3 separate regions of the Homo sapiens genome follow, and all the other regions are linked to region 3. A link is a contact called in ENCODE Hi-C or POLR2A ChIA-PET data. All regions are on one chromosome and are shown on one strand. Each heading gives the region's core, a stretch centred on a gene start or an enhancer-like site at or near the end of the contact. The rest is flanking DNA. Distances are from core to core; before and after follow the strand shown. Region 1 holds the start of MACROH2A2 (macroH2A.2 histone). Region 2 overlaps MACROH2A2 (macroH2A.2 histone). Region 3 holds the start of PPA1 (inorganic pyrophosphatase 1).

Region 1 (3,548 bases), core at 574-3,073, 180 kb before region 3:
AATGAACTGTTATATAAAATTCACATAAAAATGACCACATATGCCACTTTTATTGGGAAATTACAAGGAGAATGTGAATCTAATATCTACTGATGAATTATTCAACTATATTTCAGTCAGCCTGGCTGACTGGATGACAGAGTATGAGTATTTTTCAAGCACTCATAGAAAACTCCTGAACTCTCTTGAATGTTGGCTTGATGGTTATTTCTGGTGAAGAATGGACACCTGAAGGTATAAGAAGAGAGACCCTTTCTTTAGGAATGGGAAAGGACATCATTATGGGATGCCCCAGGGGATCATTTGAAACCCTTTAAATATACATCTTGGGGAAAGAAGACTTTATCCTGACTGGATATCTGACCTGGAAAATACCTTCCAAGACAAAGAACAGTGAGGTCATACACAGAGGGCGTGAAAGGCTTAGGAAAAGAGTAAAGGAAGCCCCAAGAAACAGAGACTGTTGAGTCCAGGGGAGTTTGAGAAGCCATAGGAGACTGAAATAGAGGCTTATGCATATGTTGATGATATATGCGTGATTTGGAGGAAGTCAGAGAGAAACATGGCTGATTTCTCAGCAAATACACTTTAAAATGCACATGTTCTAAACCTAACCCGCTATCTATAAACGCCAGCAATAGCCATGATTAACTAACTAGTAGAGACGCAGAGGGTGGTAGGCATGAGTTCTTCCCACTCAGGCACTGGGAGGCTTTCAGTCACTCCAAAGTCCCCACTGCCTAAATAGTTACAAGTTTGTAGTAGCAAATATACACAATATTACCAAATGTAACAGCTTTAAAAATCAGCCATTTGGCCAAGGCTGGAGAATTCTGTTTGCACCGGTTTCTCTTTTTGGAAGGGATCAAAATGTTGCCTCTCACAGTCCTTTGACTGTAGGAGAAATCAGAGGAAACCTGGATGGTCCACAGCAAGTTAGTATTTCCCACTGAAATAAACACATTCTTTTGACTCCCCTCCAGCCATGGAGCCCTGGCCAACAACTCACAATACAAAGCCGAGACTGGCTTCCACTAGGAACACAGCAACTGCTAATCCCCATTATCACACCCGACAGTGTCCACCACACCCCCATAAAGATGCATTTTCTAGTAACTAATAAAAACTGGTCCTGAAGACAATAGCCTCGCGCTCATCTAAATACCCGTTGGGATATTGCAAATTAACACCTTGTAAAGCAACCCAATTAAAAATTATGCCCATACACACAGTCTCACCCACCAAAACATACATCTGCCTCTCCAAATATTATGCAACGCTGGATTCTAAATCGGTCTTAATTTCTAAAAAGCCTACAGGCACGGATATAAATTCTCAGCTCTCGTGGCTGTGGCCGCCCTATGCACTCTTCCCAGTGGTGGACACAAACGTTAATGTACTTGTTATTATTTAAGGACACAAAAATATAGAAGGTGGCATTTTTCGCTTTCCCCTTCGAAGACTCTCCCCAGAGCTGCCAGATGAACGCCCACGCCACCTTCTCCCACCAAAGGTGGATCCAGCTAACAGGAGACTGGATCGCGACCATAGCGCGTTTGTGCCCAGTTCTGGGGAAAGCCTCATGTTAGCGAGTGGCCCTCGGCTCGTCTCGCAGATCGGCCAAGTACGCGGAGGCCGCGCGGTTTCACCATTAATACTCCTGAAGGACAATAGCTCATCAAGCCCCACCGAAAGCCCCGGACCCGTCGCGGAGCCTGGGCTGGCGGGGGATGAGGCTGAGCAACTCCTCCTAGAGGTGGTTATGTGGAGAAGGAGCAATCCCTTCTCCCTCCTCCTCCTCCCCCCGCTACTATCCGCGGCCCAGAGAACTGCCGCTTGCCGCCATTGACACGCACAGATAGAACCCAAAGAAAGGCAAAGAGTCCTGCCCGGCACCGGCGCCGCGTGGGCCAAACCTGCGCCCGTGGAGGGGCGCGCAGAGGGCACCGGGCGCCGGGAGCAGGCGGCGCAGCACCAGGTGAGCCCGCCATGGCGATGGCATTATTGTTTAGGGTGCTCCGGGGTCTGGAAACAAAACGCGCCGCCGGGGCAGTGCAGGGGCCGGAGAGAACCACCTCTGCCTCTCCCCCGAGCCCCTGCGGGCGCACCCTCGATAGCCGACCCACCCTCTGCAAAAACAAATTCTTAAATCCAGCTGCCCAACTTGCTTCCTTGGGCGATAAAGGGGGGGCTGCTAAAGAAGTGGTCAAATTCCTGCGGCCAGCGAGGGGCCGGGGGCGTCGAGGGTACTGAGAGGGGAAGGAGGAGGGATGCGAGGTTCAGCAGCGGGCCCCAGGCGAGGCTGGACCCGGAGGAAGCGGAGGTCTCCTGGGAATGCGGAGTTTCGGGCGCAGGAGCGGGAGGACGGAGGCGCCCGGCCGCCGATGGGCACGGGGCGATGGGTGGGGGGCTGCGCAGGGCCCGAGGGAGCCCGGGGAGGGCCGCTCGGGGGCCTCTGAAGGTGCCCGGGCAGGGCGCCGGCGGCTCCAGGCTGACAATGGAGGGGGCGCGGAGCAGCCGGGCGGAGGTTAGGGACCCGAGTCCGGGGGCGGGCCGCGCCGGGGAAGGTCAGGTCGGGGACGCCGGGTGGCGGGGCGAGGGCTGGGGGTTGCTGCGCGGACACCCGGGCGCCGCGGGCGGGCGTGCGCCCCGGGGCCGGCGCGGAAGAGGGCGCGAGGCCGGGCACTCCCCTTCGGTTCCCTTTCCGGGGCGCCCGGTGCCGACGCGCGCTGCGCTTTCACCGGGAAATGGCGGCCCGGCCGTGGCTCGCCTGGGCAGTCTGGCTCCCGCTTTGCGCGGGAAAAAATAATAATAATAAAAATATCGAAAAAGGGAATAAAAGTAAACTGGCTGCGGCGCAGGAAAGGGCTCTGCCGGGCGCCGGACGCCGTGCGTATCGCTCGCGGGGCGCGGCGGTTGGGGACCAGCCCTGCCTCCCCCGGCTCCCAGCCTCCAGCCCCGGCGCACCTCAGCCCCAGCCCGGCCAGCCCCCCGGATCGCCCGTGGGTGTCCTCCCCCGCCTTTCCTTGGGGGGGCGCCCTCAGTTCTTGCCCTCTTTGTTCCTTACAACAATGGCCAAAGGGGCATTGGTTCCCCAAGGGCCAAACGAGCTTCCTCCAGGAGTTTCCCGTCGCGTGCAGTGGACCACCGTGGGCCTGACTGAGGCCTGGTCCTTGCCAGGGTTTTTTGGCAACGGCCCTGGATGAGTGAAGGGATGAAAGGCGCGAGAAGAAATGGGCTGAGAAACCAAAGTGCGGGGCCCTGAGTGTTTGAGGGGACGCGATGGGAACCGTGGCTCCGCTGCCCTGATTTTAAGGGCAGTTACCCTGTCACAGCCACGCTGGAACTGAGGTGTCCTTCCAGCTTCTGTCCACCTCAGAGGAATTCAAAACAAGGGCCCAGTTCTAAGCCCCACAGACCCCAGGATCCCCTAGGGGCCATTAGTCCACCGCGGCAAATGGTTTCCTCACTTTGCTCATTTGTGTTTGTTTTGAAATCCAATTGTCACCTCACTGGGCTGCACAGTTGCTACTGAAACGGTTCAATAG
Region 2 (3,504 bases), core at 300-2,799, 140 kb before region 3:
CACTCTTCTCAAACTGTAGTGAAGAAGCCATTTTTATGGCCAATCCATCATGGACTGATAATTTCCAGAAATGTAATAAAAATCACTAGAAAAATTAAAAAGCAAACTACAAGCCATAATTTTTTGTTATCAGATTCAACAGATATACAATAACTGTCAGTTTGCTGTGAAAGTTTCTAGATGCTTGCTATACTTCTGTTGTCACTGACGGGTAACTACCAGTTCATGGGTGAGCCATGGTCGCAGACCATGCTTGGGGTAGTGTTGGTTTCGAATCTGCAGAATATATTAGTGGAGTAGTACGTGTCTGTTCTTTGCAGATAAATTAACTTATATTGATTGGGAGGAGCATGGCCAGACATACTTTACTGATGGAATGTATGTGCAAGCTTGTGGAGACCACTGGTTCATCATTAACTGGGTCTAGTCTTTGCAATGACCTTTGAACATCATTTTCTCAAGCTGCGCTCCCCACATGGGAAGCTTTTTATCCTGTGTTGTGTCTGGAATTCCAGAGCCCTGGGCAACATCCCTGGTTTCAACTTCTGTGTCCCTTCTATTTTGCTTTACTTCGTTTTGCTTTCTGTACAACATCACAGGATGCCTTGTTAACCTACGGAGAAATGCTCTACAACTGAAAGTGGGAAAAGCCAATTAAATGGTGTATTACGCAGTTTCTTTAGGAAAGCGGAGGCCACATTTAACAGTTAGAACCGTATTAAGTCCAGGCCAGGCACAGTGGCCCACGCCTGTAATCCCAGCACTTTGGGAGGCCAAGGCAGGTGGATCACCTGAGGTCAGCCGTTCGAGACCAGCCTGGCCAACGTGGTGAAACCCTGTCTCTACTAAAAATACAAAAATTAGCCGGGGTGGTGGCAGGTGCCTGTAATCCCAGCTGCTCAGGAGGCTGAGGTAAGAGAATTGCTTGAACCTGGAGGCGGAGGCTGCAGTGAGCCAAGATCGCGCCACTGCACTCCAGCCTGGGTGACAGAGTAAGATTCTGTATCAAAAAAAAAAAAAAAAAAGAACTGTATGAAATTGGGAACTAGCAGGCTGTTTGCTACATGAGCGCATGCATTTCTCTCTTCAGCTGCTAAAAGGAGTGACCATCGCCAGTGGAGGCGTCCTGCCCAGAATTCACCCCGAACTGCTGGCCAAAAAGCGAGGGACCAAAGGCAAGTCGGAAACGATCCTCTCCCCACCCCCAGAGAAAAGAGGCAGGAAGGCCACGTCAGGCAAGAAGGGGGGGAAGAAATCCAAGGCTGCCAAACCACGGACGTCCAAAAAGGTAGGCCGAGGCTGCGTGTCCTGGGCCAGGCACTCCCACTGCAATGGTCTGAATGTCTGTGTTCCCCCACAATTCATATGTTGAAACCTAACCCCAGAGGCATAGGATTACAAGGTGTGGGCTTTGAGAGATAACTAGATCATGAGGGCGAGTCCTCACGAATGGGAACAGTCCCCTTATAAAAGAGGCCTGAGGGAGGCAGAGGGACCCTTCTGCCATGTGAGGACACAGCTAGAAAGCGTCATCTACCAGGAAGTGAGCCCTTGCCAGACACAGAACCTGCCTGCGCCAAGGACTTCCTGCCTCCGGAACTATGAGAAACAAGTTTCTGGGCCAGGCACAGTGGCTCATGCCTGTAATCCCAACACTTTGGGAGGCCGAGGCAGGAGGATGGCTTGAGCCTAGGAGTTAGAGGCTGCAGTGAGCCATGATGGCACCACTGCACTCGAGCCTCGGTGACAGCGCAAGACCCTGTCTCTTAAACAAACAAAAAAAAAAGAAAGTGGTTTCTGTTGTTTGTGAGCCAGCCAGTCTATAGCATTTTGTTAGAGCAGCCCAGGCAGACACTAAGACGCTCACAGAACAGGAGGGAAGTTTAAAGATGAGACAATGACTTCGTAGCAGACACCTCTGAAGGACCGAGGACTCTTGCAGCTTGGTGCCGGAAGAAAATGACAAGAATGTACAGGTAAAAGAATAAAGGGCCTTTGAGGTTAGAGCTGAAATGGGTCTTCTCTAGGTTTCCAAACCCTAAGCAGGGATGGTTTTCAGATCCCTTTTACTACCCCCAGCAAAATCTGAAGTGAGCGATGATAGCCAGGAACCTGCATTTTATTTCTCTGCAGAGCTCTGTGTTGCCTTCCAAACAGCCTCTAGTCTCCTGCAGGCATTCCCTGAGTTCCGCCAGTGGAATTTCAGGTGTTTGGCATATACTTGATATACTAGGTGTTTGGGTTAGCTTGATATACTAGGTAGCTTAGCTCAGAGATGCCACTGATAGAATAATGTTTTCCTATGTTGCCCAGTACAGTAACCACTGGTCACATGTGGCTTTTTTTTTTTAAGAGACAGGGGTCTCACTCTGTCACCCAGGCTGGAGTACAGTAATGCAGTGGCGAGATCATAGCTCACTGTAGCCTCAAACTCCTGGGCTCAAGCGACCCTCCTGCCTCAGCCTCCCAAAGCATTGGAATTATAAGTGTGAGCTAAGGCACACAAGCCAAGGCTATTTGGATTTGAATTAAAACTAAATCAAATTTAAAATTCAGCTCCTTGATTGTACCAGCCACATTTCAAGCACTCAGCAACATTATTGAGGATCAAGATGAATATTTCCACGATCACAGAAAGTTCTATTGGACAACCCTACTGTAGAAGTTGTGGATGTTTCATTCCACACTGCCTCTGTGCCCCGAGAAATCCTGGGGAGAAAGAAGGCTAAGCAATGGGCTATCAACGGCCCCACCCAGCTCCGATGCTTGTCGTCGTGAGCTGCAGGCATTGAAATGAGCAAGGACAATGTGCTGGTGCACAGGGGTAGGTGAGGACTGCAGGTATGTGTGAGCCCTTTAACACACTTTCTATTTTGCTATTTTGCGGTACCCTTTTCTTTCCTTATATTGCTGACTTTTGCTCCCCTCCTTCAAGAAACAGCAGAACACATCACCTAACCACTTCCTTTCATATTCAACTTGGTGGCAGCCGTGAGAAGAGCTTAATAAAGGCACCTCAGGCTTTTTCTGGATTGGTTCTCATCTTGCCTTTTGATTTTTACCGACAGTCCAAACCAAAGGACAGCGATAAAGAAGGAACTTCAAATTCCACCTCTGAAGATGGGCCAGGGGATGGATTCACCATTCTGTCTTCTAAGAGCCTTGTTCTGGGACAGAAGGTAACAAAGAGAATTGCCTTGTGCTATATTAAAACACCACTGTATTTTTATAACCTACTGTTTACAAGCAATGATGCCTCCTTTCCTCCCCTGATAATGATTTTCACTGCAGTCTTGAATTATTCATTTTTAAACTAAAGAGCTGTGGCAGTGTCAGCATTGTGAGAGTGAGAATTGTTCTTTTTTGCTGAGAATTGTTAACGCTAACATTGGTCAGACAAGGGTGAGCATGGAAGCTCTTTCTGGTCAGTAGATAGGATGGCATTACTGGTTTTGCTGGGAATTCCCCACACCCCAGTTATTTCTACATCTGCCAAAAAAAAAA
Region 3 (3,945 bases), core at 371-2,870:
CCAAATTCTAGGAGTAGCTTTGGTCTCCCATAACGGCCACCAAATATTAATTGCAAATAAATAACCTAAGTAAAAGCAGTGTGTTTGTTCTGCATATATAGCTTGAAGATCCACCCCTCACCTTCAAACCAGACAGTCACCTCTGTAAGCCTTTCCTACAGAGAAATTCTGGAGCCAACACTATTTCCAGAAAAACAGTCCCATGAATTATTAGTCAAAAGTTACTGGACTGTCCTTGCTGCTTAATTGCAAAATTAAATAAAATGGAGAGTGGGGGGTAGTTCTCACCCTTCCTGGATTTTACCTGATAGTTAACCTTTGGCTAGATGTGTAAGCTTTACAGTTCGCTTTCCTTTTCCTCCCGCACCAGGCTACTTTTTGTTCCTTCAATGCCTATTCATTCGTCTCCTCTACTCCCCGCTTCCCCTTCCTTCATACACCAACTCAGAGTTCGAGGCACCTGCCCATTTCCTTCCAAATAAAACTGTAAAGAGGTTACAATAGAAGCGCCTGTGGTGACACATTTACGAACGCCTCCGTTATCGCCCATAATCTACTCCTAGTAGCTGGGGGTGGGGGGAGTAAGAGGATAAAGAAAAACCCCAAGTAGCTTTCCTCCACCTACAAGGCCAAAAAAACGTGGTGCCCTAAGGAGCGTGGAGGGCGCCAGCATGCAGCCTCCCGGTTTCCCCGTGCAGCCCTAGGTGCAGGACCCGGGGTAGGTACCCCCTAGACGCCGAATCCTGCAAAGGTAAAAACTTGGCACTTTCTCAGTCTTGTTTCCAGACTGACGTCATCTGTTTGATTTGAGGGAAACAGCTTTCTGTTTCATAAGGAGCATTCCCAGCATCGGCGCTGAGGGAAAACAGGCGGCGCAGAGGCAGGAGCACGACCGGGCCGCGGAGGACCGGTCCAGCGCCTTCACAGACGGCTCCCGATCCGGGCCTCAGTTTTCCCGTCTGTAAAACGAGGGGGTGGACTTGGCTCCGCTCAGCGCCGATAATCTGAGCTACGGCGGCGGAATTAAGGTCTTTAGGAAGTCACTGCCCCCCCCGGCCCGGAGTCGCCTTTTCTCCAAACTGAGCAATCCTCTTACGGGAATTATGTTACTTCCAAGCACCTTTCTAGGGTGGGTCGGTGATTTCCTTTTCCCAACAGACCCTGTCAGAGCCAGACACCTGCAAAACTAGCTGGGCCCAGGTTCGGGTACCCCGAGGCGTGACAAAGGGACCATCTCCGTTCAGCGGGGAGGGATGGCCGGAGGCGACCCTCGCCGCCCCGACCGGCGGCGGCAAGTATGCAATGTGAGGCCGGCCAGGCCCCACAACGCGCCCGAGGAGACGGGCCCGCGTCGGAGACCTGGGGCCGAGCGCGGGCCGCACCCTCCCGGGGAGGCAAGGCCCGGGAATGAATGGGCGGACGGGCGCGGAGGGGCCACGGGCCGCAGACACTCACTGAGGAAGACTCGGTACTCCAGGGAGAAGGGCGCGGCGCGCTCCTCGGTGCTGAAGCCGCTCATAGTGCCGGAGTCCTGCCGCCGCCGCTGCCACAGAGCCACCAGCCCGCACGCGGCGCCGACTGACAAGGAGAGAGCCCCACGCCTGCGCACTGCGAGCACTGGACCGGCGGGCGGGGCGGGGAGCGCCTTTAACGCGGCTCTGCTAGTGTTCCCACCCCCGCCGGGCCAACCCCGTGCGCAGGCGCACTCCGCCAGGCCCGGGTGTCCGCACTCCCCAGCCCCGCCCCTCGGGCCCAGCCTCCGCGATGGCAGCTAGGGCTCAGAGGCTGGGCCACGTGGCTGCCGCCGGCGCTGGTTCTGTTCCTTCGGCTTTGGGCTCTGACCCGGGAGGGCAAATGCGCAGGCTCTAAGCTTGGACTAGCTAGGAGTTGACCGCCGACCACGCACACAGGGAACTCACCTTTGATTCTCACACACTCCTCCCCGCAGTCCTATTCCTTATCTCAAAAGGCGTTGATAAGTCACCTGCTTCCCCAGACAGGCTCTGCTTGCGGTCTTAAAGGTGAGCATTTTTCTGATCCGTCGTAACAAAGTTGAGCCATATTACTGACACCCCTAGTGGCTACTAGTAAGGTACTCGCTTCTCCACTTTCTATAATCTCTCTCACTCCGTTGCTTATCTGGGAAGTGAAGATAATAATATAACTATTTCATGAGTTACTGGGATGATTACCCGAGTTAATACACGTCAAATGCCTGAAGCAGAGCCTGTATCTTTGTAAACAATCTGGAAGTTGTTACTGTCACCCTCCCCAGTGGGGGAGGATTTACGCCCCCGCGCCCCCCGCCCCCTCCATCCCCCCTGCCACCCTACTTAACCCACCTGGGTCTCCAGGGGCTTCAGATGGAAGCACTGGGAAGGTCCAGGCGTGAGCTAGAGTCCCGTGAAGGAGTGTTCTCAGGGACAGGCTCTTCTGATCTTGATTTCCTGTTTATATTCCATCATATCAGGCCAGACCCCAAAAACTAAAGTCTGATTGAGGCAGTGGGAAAATATTTGCATCACTTACCTCCCCAGGAATACATGTAAAAGAAAAAAAGTATATCCACAATCCTAAATATAAATTAGCAAATTATTATTCACATTTCAAAGAATGCCTGGTTTTATTTATTTATTTATTTTAATTTCATGGCCAGGATTTCTTTAAATAACTTTTTCTAGAACATTAAAGATAATGTGCCTTAATGACATTTTGAATTAAACCCTTTTTTCCAAACAATGTCTATTGTAAAAAATGAATATTAAATGAAAACCTAGTAAGATCTCCAGTTAGTTATGGTGTCGCTCCCTTTGTCTCCATCCAACTCCCAAACCTCACTGACACCCATTAATTTTCAGAAGGCTGTGATTCACTGATTTTTTGAACATTTCACCACACTGTTTTACTGCTGTTAAAACAGAAGGGCAGGAAAAAAAATTAGCGAAGCAATAGTTTAGTCAATAATTAGGGTCAAGGCCAGGCGCGGTGACTTACGCCTTCAATCCCAGCACTTTGGGAGGCCGAGGTGGGCGGATTACCCGACGTCAGGAGTTGGAAACCAGCCTGGCCAACACAGTGAAACCCTGTCCCTAGTAAAAATACAAAAATTAGCTGGGCGTGGTTGCACGCGCCTGTAATCCCAGCTACTCGGGAGACTGAGGCAGGAGAACACTTGATCCCGAGAGGCGGAGGTTGCGGTGAGTTGAGATCACGCCAGTGCATTCCAGCCTGGGTGACAGAGCGAGACTCTGTTTCAGAAAAAAAAGTAGGATCAAGTTCAAAGAATATTTTAAGGGGATGCTCTTTTGATTGAACTGCTCTATCACTTTTCTGCCTTTGAGCAGATGGAACCAATTTTCTTGGAAAAACCCAGACTCTCATCTGTGACTGACTTAAGAAGACAGCAGTGATGCAATAATAATGTTCTACATACACTTTCCCTTTGCCTCCTGCCAGCTCAGAGCAAGATAATAAAGTCTCACTGACCTCCAGACTTGCACACTGGCTCTTGTTTCATCGAATGTATTCAGAGAGCCAGTCATTATCAGGTCTGGTAAAACACCCAGCCCTGGTGAATTGTAACTTTCCTTTGCAGGCAAGTGTAGTGAGCCCATAGGCCCAAAAGGACCTTGGTCTACCATGTCTCCCTAGGGCCTAGCACAGTACACAGCCTAGAGTAGATGTTTAGTGAATCTTTGCTGGACGGATAGGTAGAGGAATTAATGTAAAGGTGGAAAATACCTTCTTAAGTACATTAGTTTGACAAAGAAGGAGTCCATCTCTTCTCAAATATTATCTTTCTCACTCAGTGACCAAATCTAGTGGCACTTTTCAGTCCATATCCTGTCCCCTTTGCTGTGGGTGACCCTGTTGGGTGTCTCTAATTTCCTTCTTTGGCTTGCGACTACATTCTCTTCTTTTTTTTTTTTTTCTTTTTTGAGACAG

The links. A loop is a pair of places that touch in the nucleus more often than their neighbours do. ChIA-PET counts read pairs that join two places held with the same protein, here RNA polymerase II (POLR2A). Pooled maps may share reads with other maps.
Region 1: a pooled map shows a loop between it and region 3 (3-fold over the local background). The contact joins the promoter of MACROH2A2 here to the promoter of PPA1 in region 3. A Hi-C loop is called at or near these places in 1 of 50 pooled maps. POLR2A ChIA-PET finds 5 or more read pairs at or near these places in 2 of 52 experiments (activated CD4-positive, alpha-beta memory T cell and activated T-cell).
Region 2: a loop to region 3 is called in a map of naive thymus-derived CD4-positive, alpha-beta T cell, with 5 times the contacts of the local background. The contact joins the enhancer-like site here to the promoter of PPA1 in region 3. A Hi-C loop is called at or near these places in 2 of 168 maps with a recorded cell type or tissue (CD8-positive, alpha-beta T cell and naive thymus-derived CD4-positive, alpha-beta T cell) and 7 of 50 pooled maps. POLR2A ChIA-PET finds 5 or more read pairs at or near these places in 8 of 52 experiments (CD4-positive, alpha-beta T cell, Caco-2, H1 and 4 more).

The regions. Positions count from the first base shown.
Region 1 is chr10:70,051,023-70,054,570 of GRCh38, forward strand. It overlaps MACROH2A2 (macroH2A.2 histone), which reads left to right and starts at 1,824. Exons shown (of 9, transcript NM_018649.3): 1 at 1,824-1,978.
Region 2 is chr10:70,090,667-70,094,170 of GRCh38, forward strand. It overlaps MACROH2A2 (macroH2A.2 histone), which reads left to right. Exons shown (of 9, transcript NM_018649.3): 4 at 1,091-1,288; 5 at 3,069-3,179. Among named protein-coding and RNA genes, the nearest start is that of MACROH2A2, 40 kb to the left of the region's middle. RefSeq lists an enhancer at 372-516 and a cis regulatory region at 437-450. Within about 2 kb of position 1,550, at least 5 of the 41 ENCODE cell types and tissues checked have a DNase peak (open chromatin) inside an H3K27ac peak, as active enhancers do; they include CD4-positive, alpha-beta T cell and CD8-positive, alpha-beta T cell, where a contact is called at or near this core.
Region 3 is chr10:70,231,809-70,235,753 of GRCh38, forward strand. PPA1 (inorganic pyrophosphatase 1) reads right to left here and starts at 1,621. Exons shown (of 11, transcript NM_021129.4): 1 at 1,456-1,621. The coding sequence starts at 1,519. RefSeq lists a silencer at 1,263-1,832.